3 separate regions of the Homo sapiens genome follow, and all the other regions are linked to region 2. Evidence: chromatin contacts called from ENCODE Hi-C or POLR2A ChIA-PET data. All regions are on one chromosome and are shown on one strand. Each heading gives the region's core, a stretch centred on a gene start or an enhancer-like site at or near the end of the contact. The rest is flanking DNA. Distances are from core to core; before and after follow the strand shown.

Region 1 (3,836 bases), core at 537-3,036, 73 kb before region 2:
TTTTTTAAATAGTATGAAATTAAACAGTATAACACAAAACAAGTTAGTTTCTGGAGGACAGAAAAGCAGTCCCATCAGAATTTAATCTTACAGTATAATCCAAAAGAAGTAACAAAGCTTGTTTACCTTCACAAATTGTGACACCATTTCCTGAAAATCCCATGTTGCAATAGCAGGCTTCAATTCCATTGCGTATTTCACATTTTGCATTTGGGAGACAAGGTGTCTTGGTGCAATTTTGAGTATAGGAACAATTCAACAAAGTGGAAAAAACCACTAAATAAAATAGAGAAATACACCTTTTCAAAAAGTAAAACAAACATCTCTCCCCATTGTTGAATTAGAGTATAATAAACATAAATTATCCTCTCTTTCTATTTAGATAAATGGATTATAAATTTTTCCCAAGAGAGCACTTAGCTAAGTAACAGCACAAAAGCAAGTAAGTAAAACTTACTTTTAAGATGAAGGCTTTTTTTGTTCCAATTTCAACCTTTATCAAGTAAATCTCAATGAAACTAAAATGTAATAAACAACTCAGCTTTATAATAAAAACTGTGTTCCCAGATCAGTATAGCATGTTGATTAAGTGTTACCCTTCATTCTGAGGTGAGATACTTTGAAAGGGAACTGCCTGATTGTAAAGCAATTTCCCTCCTCTGGGAGTAATCCTGTGTAGAAATGAAGGTAAATTGAGTATTCAGGTTTTTGCAAATTCAAATCTGTGTTATTTTAAGATGACATCTTATCTAGGAGAACAGATGCACTTGCTGTTTTTTTCTGTGTTCTAATGATTGTTTTCAATTTCAATTGTTTTCAATTTCAATTTCAATTGTTTTCAATTCAATTATTCATAATAAAATTTATTTCACTGTTTTTATTTTCCATTAGGGGAAATTTAAAAACAAAACAAAAACAAAAAAAGAAACTCAAGATTATAGTCAAAGATTGATCTTCCAGAAATGGAACAGCACACAAATGTGAACAAAAAAAAATGAAACAAAACAAGGAACAAGACTATACATCAGAGTTATTGAAATACATTTGGAAATTATATGTTGTGGACTGATAGGAAAAAATAAGGAAAAGTAAAGTCGGTTCCTTTTTTATTGTTTTACCAGGCCTACTCAAGAGTCTTGAGGACCAACAGCTATGAAGCATGAGGTCATTGTTCTGAAAACAGTCATCTAACATTAGTTGTCCTTATCAGGTACCAAGAGATTCTTAAGTATTCTGTTCTAAATCCCAGTGGCAAATAACTATGTATACTGACTAAGCCGGAATTAGTTCACCCTCGGAGATGTCATTTACTATCTTTCTGCACAGTATGTTCAAAATGAAGCTCAAATCTGGCCCGGCAATCCCCTTAAAATGCCAGGAAACCTCTCATGGGTGTTAATGGTCTGGATTTCCCAAATTTCTTCGGGGCAGAACAGAAGAAAGGTGAAAGGGGATGCTGGACACTTCCTCAAGAGGAATAAAAAGGTAACATTCCCTGGACCTTGGAATATTCAACTTTAGAGTTGAAAGGTCAAGGAGAAAAACATCCTGAGAAGTACTAAATCAATTCTCCTCGGAGATTTTGCCAAATACACTTGCCATGTGAGCTCCACCTCTTAAAAAATCCAGTCCCCTACAAGGGATTGGTCCCTCCGACGACCTCGGCGACCAGGGGCGCTGAGCACTCACCTAGGAGCGGGAGGCGTTTCATTGGCGGTGGCCGCAGTGGTGGCGGTGGCGGAGAGCGCGGCGGAGTGAGTGCGGCTGTGGACCCGGGACCGGGCGCCGCTGGGCGGGCGCGGCAGGGTCCCGGATCCGTCCTCCGTGACGCGCCGGCTTCCTCCGGACACTTTCCGGCCTCTTTTGTGTGAGTGTGTGAGTCAAGCCCTGAATCCGCTGGCCACGTCCGGCCTCCATCCCCTTTCCCCACGCCTCCTGGGCTCCATTCCCTGCCTAGTGACCACTGACCCTGAGCAATGTTACAGCCCCACTGAGGAATCAGTTTATCCCCAGGCGCAGCTCCCAGAGTGACACCCTAAAAGTGAGTACTTAAAAAGCAAAGGTCTCTGAGATCCACGGAGAGCCCCTCCAGAGGGAGCATCCAAAACTCAGTAGGTTTCAGGGGTTCTCTCTGACACCTAAATTTCAAGACATAGCCTTTTTTTTAATATACTCGCCAATAAATTTTCCTAAAGAACAATGGGTCAAGAAGTAGTCAGGAGACCTGAATCCATGCAAAGGGGCATGCCAGTGCTCAGGCCCCACCTTGCTGGGACTCAGGGTTGCATCGTGTAAAATAAGGATATAGTCTATTGTGTCTAGGTTAGATTGTGTTTTCCATTATCAACTCAATTTCAGGTAAAATTCACCTGTAGCCCTTCCTTACATCTGCAGAAAAATTGGTGCATCATATCCTTTGCATGTTAATATACAAGTCGATTACGTAGAAAGAGATCGTCCACATTGGAACATGGAAACAATTCTAGCTTAAAAAATTAAAAATAACTGGCAGACAAAACTAATGTATCATGACAGAAAATAGATCAATGGTTGCCCAGGGTTGGGATGCAGAAGAGGGACTGACTGCAGAAAGGCACAAGGAGAAATTGAGGTGATGATAATATTCTATATTTTGATTGAGGTGATGGTTGCATGAGTGCATGCATTTGTCATAACTTATCCAACTGTATTCTTAAAACTGGTGCATTTTATTGTATATAAGTTAGATGAATTGTATTATATGTAAGTTTAAATAAAGTTGATTTAAAGAAAGGAAATGACTAATATTTTTGCCATCAACACAAGCCATTTTACCTTTCAATAGTCAGATCACCTTTGTCACATACCATTTCTATTCTGTTTAAAAAGTGACTAGTGCAAATTTACTTTATATAAAGAGCAGCCTCAGAAAGATGAACAGCCACAGCCCCCGGACTCCAGGGGGATTATGAACTACTGGGAAAACAACTAAAACTAGTCACAATCACACACCACAAAGTGACTTATATATTAACAGCAGTCACAAGTGCTTATGTATTGACACGTTTATCTGGCTCTCCATAGCATTTTCCCAGACTCCTTCTAGGTGAATGTGGGCAAAAGTTCCTGAGAGTGGCACCATAATAGGTGAGGCAAATGAGGAACAAAGGTGTTGCGTGACTTGCTCAGAGTCCACAGCAGCTCTTAGACAGCTGGTCTAAGTGACTGGCCTTGATTGGAACCCGGACTATAAACTCACAGTCCATGTTCTCTATATTGGACTTTTTTTGAGACGCTTTTTTTGAGTGGCTTTTTTTGAGACGGAATCTCACTCTGTTGCCAGGCTGGAGTGCAGTGGCACAATCTCTGTTCACTGCAACCTCCGCCTCCCAGGTTCAAGCGATTCTCCTGCCTCAGCCTCCCGAGTAGCTGGGACTACAGGCACATGTACCATAGCCAGCTAATTTTTGTATTTTTAGTAGAAACGGGGTTTCACCATGTTGTCCAGGATGGTCTCGATCTCTTGACCTCATGATCCGCCCACCTTGGTCCCCCAAAGTGGTGGGCTTACAGGCTTGAGCCACCGCTCCTGGCCACAAATGGGCATTTTTGACGAATTTCATTATGCACTATTCTAGAAACTCTTAATTTATCCAATCAATCAGCACATTTTCAAATTCCATATCTATCACACTCGGGCACTGAATGAAGTGTCATGGAGCAAAACAAAACAAAACAAAACAAAAAGCCAAAAAACAAAACTTTATTCCTGACCTTCGAGTTCTAGGAGATTAAGAACCATTAACAGACATCACACTCAGGAGGCTGTTGCAAGAATGAGGAGTCATCAGATATTG
Region 2 (3,798 bases), core at 1,151-3,650:
GAGTACTTGAGGATTCACTTTTTCTATAAATTCACTATAACCCAACCTTGCCACTTTCAATAGTTTCTTAACACTGACATTGTGGGATGATGACCACTTGTGGAATTCTGGTTGAGAGATAAAATGGCCTTCATAAGCACACTTCAGGTTAATCAGACTTAAGGATATTTAATGTTTCCCTTGATACTGTCTACCAAACAAAGTACATTTATATGCATTCTAGAATGTCTTTCTGTAGCTGAAATAACACCTACATAAAGGTTCTGCTATTAATGAAATATGTAAAAAATATCCCAGAAAATACTAACATTAAAGAGGTATAAAATATAGGCTTTTCTAGTACATCGACCTAGTATGTTCCTGTTACAAGTCTTCCTATTACTTAAACAGCTGAACTGGCAGCTTTAAGACCCTTTAAAAGTTAATAGTGCAATTTCAATGAGACTCTAAAGTCCATATGTGCTTTAATGGATGTTTTAATTACAGTATTTTATACCTGTTTCTATATGTGTCTAGAATTATATGTTTATAACCATCCATATAAGTTACATTATTATAAATTTTTATATTTAACTTTTTGTAACTGAAATAGCATTATGTTTCACTTTTGTTATTTTTCAGGATATCTGTAATGTTTTCAGTTGTACAATATACAATATTTTCACAGGTTTCAGTGCTCACAGAGTTGCCTCAAACTGTGAAAAAAGGAACTTGATAAATCTTTCCAAATAAGACGATCACTTCATTTCTTTCCTTCATGAACTTGTGCTTTCTTTGTAGTGTATTTTGGCTTGAAATAAATTTTTTAAAAAAACCACAGAAATAGATTTTAAAGATGTCCTGGCCATTTTATCTGGGTTTCTCAACAAATACTCATTCAGTATCAACTGCTTATATGCATACCTTATTGACTCTAACTTTAAAAGTTCTTTGATATTATGGATCAATAGTCTATATGTTTTTGAATTTTGTATTTTTACAGAGTTTTAAACAGAAAATATAGTATTAAAAGTTGAATGGTTTGGATTTGTGTCCCCACCCAAATCTCATGTTTAATTGTAATCCTCAGTGTTGGAGAAGGGGCCTGATAGGAGGTGATTGAATCAGCTATCATGAGACTAGCAGATTTCCCCCTTGCTAGTCTCATGATAATGAGTGAGTTCTCATGAGATCTGGTTGTTTAAAAGTGTGTAGCACGTCCCCCTTCTTTTTAATTCCTCTTTCTCTAGCCATGTAAGACATGCCTGCTTCCCCTTTGCCTTCCACCATGATTGTGAGTTTCTTGAGGCCTCCTTAGTCATGCTTCTTGTACAGCCTGTGGAACCACATGCCAATTAAAGCTCTTTTCTTTATAAATTACCCAGTCTCAGTTATTTCTTTATAGCAGTGTGAGAACAGACTGATACAAAAGTATATGGAAAATTTATAAGCAATACCTTGTTGCATTTCTTCCTCCCTCCTTTCCTCTTTTCCTTTATTACTCTTTCTTCTTTTATTTTATCCAGCCTCCATTCCTTTTCTTTCCTTCTTAGCTTAAAATAACAGTTAATAAAATTGACCCTTTATTCTTTAGATTTTGTTTGTTTATCTACATACATAGAGGTTAAATCAAGCTACTTAGTGGCCGAATATCTGATTCAATCTTCAGAAAATTTGAACCTTACTATCACCATATAATAATAGATAGAAGAATAGAGTATTAGTGTTAAGGCCTGTAAAATAAAATGTATATTTTAAAAAGATAGGCTCAGTCAATAAATTCTGATCAGGATTTTCATTATCAAAGATATTTAATAAGTAATGATCTGAAGTGAATATAATGATAGGCATTGTGCACTGGGAAAGCTCCAGCACAAAAACTTTTTCAAGTATTTTAACTACATATAAGTAAATACTCTAAGCACACTTTGTCAAATACTGCATTATGAAATTGTATGAAATATAAAATATGTATGAAATATAAAATATAGGGTAAAATATATCTTTTTAGTCACATATATCAAGGGCTAGAAAGAATCTCCATTTAGAGAGAAACCAGAAAGTGAGATGATGGAGATAATGGGGAGAATAGAACATGTTCATTAGATGTTGAAGGTAAATACTTGACATACTTTTGGAACCTGATTTGTAGAGTGTGAAACAGTAAAAACATAAAAATTTGTTTAAGTTATGCCAACTTGGAATCTGAAAGTCAAGATTTAAATCCTGTTATGACTGAAACCAGATCTGTATTTGGTTGAGTATATCATTCTCTAAGAGATTTTTTTTTTAAAAAAAGAACAACTCAAACTTATAGCAATAAAAATGATAATAGTTCTAATTCTTCAGAAAGCATCTGGCTCTGGGCTCTATTTCCTGAGAAGTTATGTAACTGTTGTATAATACATCAGTATGCCAAGGCAGAGAAGGCAGAGGAGAGTGCTGGAAAATGGAGAAGGTGCTGATTTAAGCTTTATCAGCTTCTAAGGATTGTTTGGCCTGCTGTTCTGGTTCCTTCCTCAGGAAGCCAAGATTTGCATGGCTGCTTCTGGATGAGTCATCAGTTTGGGCTCACTAAGCTCAGCTGTGGCCTGGTAGGGAAGGATCCTATGTCAGGAAATCTGGGATATTTACTGACACTCATGCATGTCTGTAGCTAGTAAGCACAACTGATTTGAATCTACATGAAATGAGGCTGAGGTCAGGGGTTTGATCTCTGTTGGGCCAGTTGGCTTTTTTTGACATAGTGATCACAGACTGTATCTCACCCTGACCAGCCAAGTGTCTTGCACATATGAGCTACTCATGAGAGAATGGACAAGTTCCTATGTATGTACTAACCTCAAAAAAAATTCCTTCTCTTAGAAAAACAACTCAAGCATATTGTCGTCACTTATTAGCACCAACTTCATTTATTAGGTGAATTTGATTGTTAGAAAATTCAATGGATTTTTGAGATGGATTTCTGGTTTGCAATGAAATAAATATTCTTCAAATAATGTTGTTAATAATACTTTATTCACATAGACTCTCCTTTAAATTAAATAAAATTAGAGTATTAAAATGACAAAATATTAGCCTTCAAAATTATAGGTGACCATTAGGAATAGTTTAGACACCTTGCAGAATTCTAATGCTGGTGAAGTTCCATTACTGAAATATACTAAAAAATATATATTTATCTCAGGTGAGCTTATGTAGTGTATACATGTTGTGTAAATAATGCTTGTATTTTGCTTTGGGAAACCACCTCTTCCTCACTCTTAATCCATGTAGGATGACCTCACTTTTGAGACCTAGAAGTAACCTCAGTATTCATGCCTTGGTACTGAAATTTAACTAGTGACATTTTTGGTAACTATTGTACAAGAGAGATTTTCCTCTGCCTTGATGAATTAGGTAGGAAGATGAAAGTTGGGCACTGTTAGGGTCATTAGAAGGAAAGGACCTAACTGAAAATAAGGCTAACCTGGAGAAAAACAAGGGCATGGGATGCAGGTGGGGTTGGGTGGTGGTGGTAGACAAAAAACCAAAACAAAAAACAGAGTCTTCATGACATTTTTGATACAACCATATGTGAAGGTAAACTTTGGGACTTCAGAGATTTATAAAGTCAATAAATCCCACTTCCTTTCTGGGGGCTTTGAATCAATGTTATTGTATTTCTACAACTTGCAAATGTAAAATTCCTGGCTAATAGAAATAAGAAATTTTATTTACTCGAACACGTTTTTGAACACCTAATTTGAGCTTCTGACTTATCACTTAGCTATATTTTAATAGAATCTGATAGAATATTTTTCCATTATATATACATAT
Region 3 (3,983 bases), core at 382-2,881, 110 kb after region 2:
AGGATGCTGGATTCTGTTTTAGGACCAACTTGAGAGAGATAATTTGTCCTATTTTGGCTAAAATGTAACTTCTGTAGGATAAAATATATCAAGATTCAGGCAGAAAAGAAAAATGGCAAGAAAAGGTTCTTACTTGTTATTTTCATAGTTTCTTAAAGGAAAATAAGCATTTCCTTATATTCTAAGAAGTGCATATTGAACCATCATAGGATAAATCGTTTAGTTGTGTTTTCAAGGGACACTTTCTCACTTTAACTTTCAGTCCCTGCCATGATTGCCTGGTTCCTCTCAAGGAGAGTTGAGAAGTGACTTTACTCAGGCTTTCCTCTGAGACTTAGAAGGTAAATAGTAGTTATCCTCTTTTTGTTCAAAGGACTTTAACTATTACCAAGTCTTGTTCCATGTGGAAAACAGCAGTGAAACATTAAGGACTTTTCAGTAATGTAAATGTTTCTTCACTGACTTTTTATTTGACGCCTTCAACACCAAGTTTTAACTTTGAACATTTAGATCTGCCACAACTGATTGTAAGTTTATAGAAGCTCTGTCTTTATGAAGATTTCACTGTTCTGGGCCACTGAGGAACAATTTGGAGAAATTATTTCTTTCAGTACTGTGAAAAGGACTCAGGAGGACTGGAAGTAGAAAATTACCTCACATGGTTGAACATTGTACATGAAGGGAGTAATTTGCTCATTTCAGTCCCTTCCAGGATCAGCTTAAGTACAAGAGGATATCTCATAGATTTATCCATTAGCATTAGCATACGGCACTGAGGAAAACTGCTAAAGTAAAAGTAGAATTTTGTAATTCAGCCTGGCCAATTAAAACCTACTATTATATTACCTTGCACTTTTACAAAAGCTTGTTTTTAAATATATTAAACTACCCTTTGGGTATTAATTAAAGAAGACACAGCTGGAGGCAGTGGCTCACGCCTGTAATCCCAGCACTTTAGGAGGCCGAGGAGAGTGGATTACCTGAGGTCAGGAGTTTGAGACCAGCCTGACCAACATGGAGAAACCCCATCTCTACTAAATTAAAAAAAAAAAAAATTAGCTGGGCTTGGTGGTGCACGCCTGTAATCCCAGCTACTCGGGAGGCTGAGGCAGGAGAATTGCTTGAACCTGGGAGGCGGAGGTTGCAGTGAGCTGAGATGGTGCCATTGCACTCTAGCCTGGGCAATAAGAGTGAAACTCCACCTCAAAACAAACAAACAAAAGAACACTCATGATTCACTTGAGAGACATCGTTTTTTATGCCAGGGCTATTGTTTTCATGTAAGAAACACCGCGCAAAGAGAACCAAGTTGTCCCAGACACAAGAACATAAACACTGTGCTCAACTGCAGTTTTGCTCTGTGTCTCTGTTGATTGCTCTACCTAAACTGCCTGTATCCTGGTCTTGCTTCCTGACATTGAAAACAAAATTCTACCAGCATGCTGCTGAGTCATAATGAAAGCCTAAGCCATTAAAATCACCAGTCTTTTTTAAAGTCTTAAACGTATTCTTGCTTTACCTTAATTTGTAAGAGTAACTACTATTCAATCAGGTTTCAGAACACGCTGTGAGATTGAACTTGTTTAGGTCAAATTGCATCAAGGAGGGCTTCAGAACAAAGACTTTCTGCCCTTAGCACACCTGGCTTCCCCTTCCTTTGTAGCAGCCCGCAGAGTAAGGCAGGAGTCTACGTTGTTTCCTTAGTGTGACTCTCAGCCCAGCTGCTGAGTAGGAACAAAAGCATTTAAGAAAGATAAAAAGTGACTCTGACATTTTACCCAGATGTTGAGTAACAGCTAAAGACGGTACAAATAAAAATGTTTAATCATAATTTTAAAGGGACAATATAAATATAACAGCATTTGACTTTTGGCAAAGGAAAAAAAAAAGATTTTGACCTTTGTAATGGGCAATTCTTAACTTATCAAAAAAAGCAATACCTCTGCATTGTGTTATGGGTTGGCTCTGGTCCAAAATGACTTCCTTCCAGCCAGTCTTTATAAAAATACAAGAGTAAAATGTTTATAATGAACTATTTTAAATACAAGAATGTGTCAAGTAACTCTAATTAAACAGTTTTACATTGTTCATTAAGAGCCTCATCAAATATTTGGTTTTCTTCAGAAAATCTATCATATTATTTGTCCAAAATGAAGAATATTTAAATGATTCAATATATATTTTGACTTCTAAGATAGCTTACCATGCCAAGGCTTTTTAATGAAATGACTAAAATATTTTTTAATATTCTAAAGTCAAATAAACAAAATAAAACCTTTCACGGATTCTCAATTAACCCATCCACCATTCTTTAAACCTACAATTAATGACTTCTCTGACCTTCTTAATACTCTGTTCTCCTCCCATAACCTCATTAATAAATAATAGAAGTGACATTTTAGTGTTTTACATTAACGTACTAGAAGATACGGTCTTGTCAAAACACACATTAAAAAATAATTTTTTGCATCCTTAGAATTGGTTGAAATGTGTAGATAACCATTTTTTAATGATGTACCACTCTATATGTTCAATAAATTGTGAACAGAACCCTTTCCTAACTAATCCTCAGTTTCTGGGCATAGGTTTTCACAATAATTTTTTTTCAAAAAATAAATTCAAGACTTGGAAAAAATGAAATATGGGCCAGGCGCGGTGGCTCATGCCTGTAATTCTAGCACTTTGGGAGGCTGAGGCAGGCAGATCACCTGATGTCAGGAGTTCGAGACCAGCCTGACCAACATGGTGAAACCCCGTCTCTACTAAAAATACAAATTTAGCCGGGCGTGGTGGCACATGCCTGTAATCCCAGCTACTCAGGAGGCTGAGGCAGGAGAATCACTTGAACCTGGCAGGCAGCGGTTGCAATGAGCAGAGATTGCGCCATTGCACTCCAGTCAGGGAAACAAGCGAGAAACTCCATCTCAAAAAAAAAAAAAAAGAAAAATGAAATATGATGCATCACTTGTTCTCCCTGAATAAACACTACCCAGAGTTAATATTATTAAAAAAGCACTTTTGAAGTAATAATAACACGTAACTCTAAATCTCAGAAAGCCTAATTTTTCAAGCTCTGGCCATGGAGGATGAAACACTAATCTAGTTAAACCAACTTCATTAAACTGCTAAAAGATAGCTAGTACGAACAATTCTATAAAAACAACATTAATGATGAGATGCTGCCCTTGACTCTGAATTAGTGATTTTTAGTAAAAGAAAATGGAATTTTATTCAAGGCCTTATTTTTTACTGTGTGCCCTAATTAGAAATGGAACCAAAAGTAGGCTGTTAGACAGAAATCACTGGACATGAAATATGATTATTCATGGACTTGACATGGAATGCTCATTTGCCCAAAAGCACCATTGCCCCACATTCCTTCACATCCCTGTTTCCTTTCGCCTCTGCCTACTCCTCTGCATCCAGGTGAATCATTGCACAGTGGTGGGATTCTTATGTGCATCACAAAATACAAAAAAAAGAAGGAAGAAGAATATTACAATCACTATTAAAAGAGAAGTGTTCCTTTTATGTACTTCACAATGAACTTTGATTCAGGATAGTGTTTTATTTGTCACATTGAATATGATTTATTCTAAACCTTTTAATGGAGAAATCTTGCTCATTGTGACAATCATAGCCTTCTTATGTCTTTTCCATGGACTGCCCTTCTCCTTCCTCCATCTCTCCACAACAGGTGCTTCTTAAAGAATGGACGGGGTCAATGATTGTCAACATAGAACAAGAGATACAAAGGCATTTCTAGCAAAATACGGGGAACAAGACCTTCATTATTGAAAAGGCAGATTTTCCTTGGAATTTACAGCATACAAAACTGGAGAAAGTGATTGTCTGTAGGAGGGTGGTGTTTGGAGCAGAGATGTGATGCTGGGATTGGCGGTTCATGGACCCTCAACCCCAGATGGCCCTGATTTACCTAGAGCCAAAGCAGTATGCTGCTGAGAGAGAGCCTGTTCATTTTC

What was found. Hi-C counts contacts between places; a loop is a spot of excess contacts on that map. ChIA-PET counts read pairs that join two places held with the same protein, here RNA polymerase II (POLR2A). Pooled maps may share reads with other maps.
Region 1: a loop to region 2 is called in a map of endothelial cell of umbilical vein, with 7 times the contacts of the local background. The contact joins the promoter of ADGRL4 here to the enhancer-like site in region 2. A Hi-C loop is called at or near these places in 6 of 168 maps with a recorded cell type or tissue (Right ventricle myocardium inferior, cardiac septum, endothelial cell of umbilical vein and 2 more) and 8 of 50 pooled maps. POLR2A ChIA-PET finds 5 or more read pairs at or near these places in 1 of 52 experiments (T-cell).
Region 3: a loop to region 2 is called in a map of endothelial cell of umbilical vein, with 5 times the contacts of the local background. The contact joins two enhancer-like sites. A Hi-C loop is called at or near these places in 5 of 168 maps with a recorded cell type or tissue (PC-3, Right ventricle myocardium inferior, cardiac septum and 2 more) and 6 of 50 pooled maps. POLR2A ChIA-PET finds 5 or more read pairs at or near these places in 1 of 52 experiments (endothelial cell of umbilical vein).

Annotation. Positions count from the first base shown.
Region 1 is chr1:79,004,944-79,008,779 of GRCh38, forward strand. ADGRL4 (adhesion G protein-coupled receptor L4) reads right to left here and starts at 1,787. Exons shown (of 15, transcript NM_022159.4): 1 at 1,690-1,787; 2 at 127-276. The coding sequence starts at 1,711.
Region 2 is chr1:79,077,456-79,081,253 of GRCh38, forward strand. No RefSeq gene overlaps it. Among named protein-coding and RNA genes, the nearest start is that of ADGRL4, 73 kb to the left of the region's middle. RefSeq lists an enhancer at 1-3,798. Within about 2 kb of position 2,401, at least 2 of the 41 ENCODE cell types and tissues checked have a DNase peak (open chromatin) inside an H3K27ac peak, as active enhancers do; they include endothelial cell of umbilical vein, where a contact is called at or near this core.
Region 3 is chr1:79,191,925-79,195,907 of GRCh38, forward strand. No RefSeq gene overlaps it. Among named protein-coding and RNA genes, the nearest start is that of LINC02792, 130 kb to the right of the region's middle. Within about 2 kb of position 1,632, at least 7 of the 41 ENCODE cell types and tissues checked have a DNase peak (open chromatin) inside an H3K27ac peak, as active enhancers do; they include endothelial cell of umbilical vein, where a contact is called at or near this core.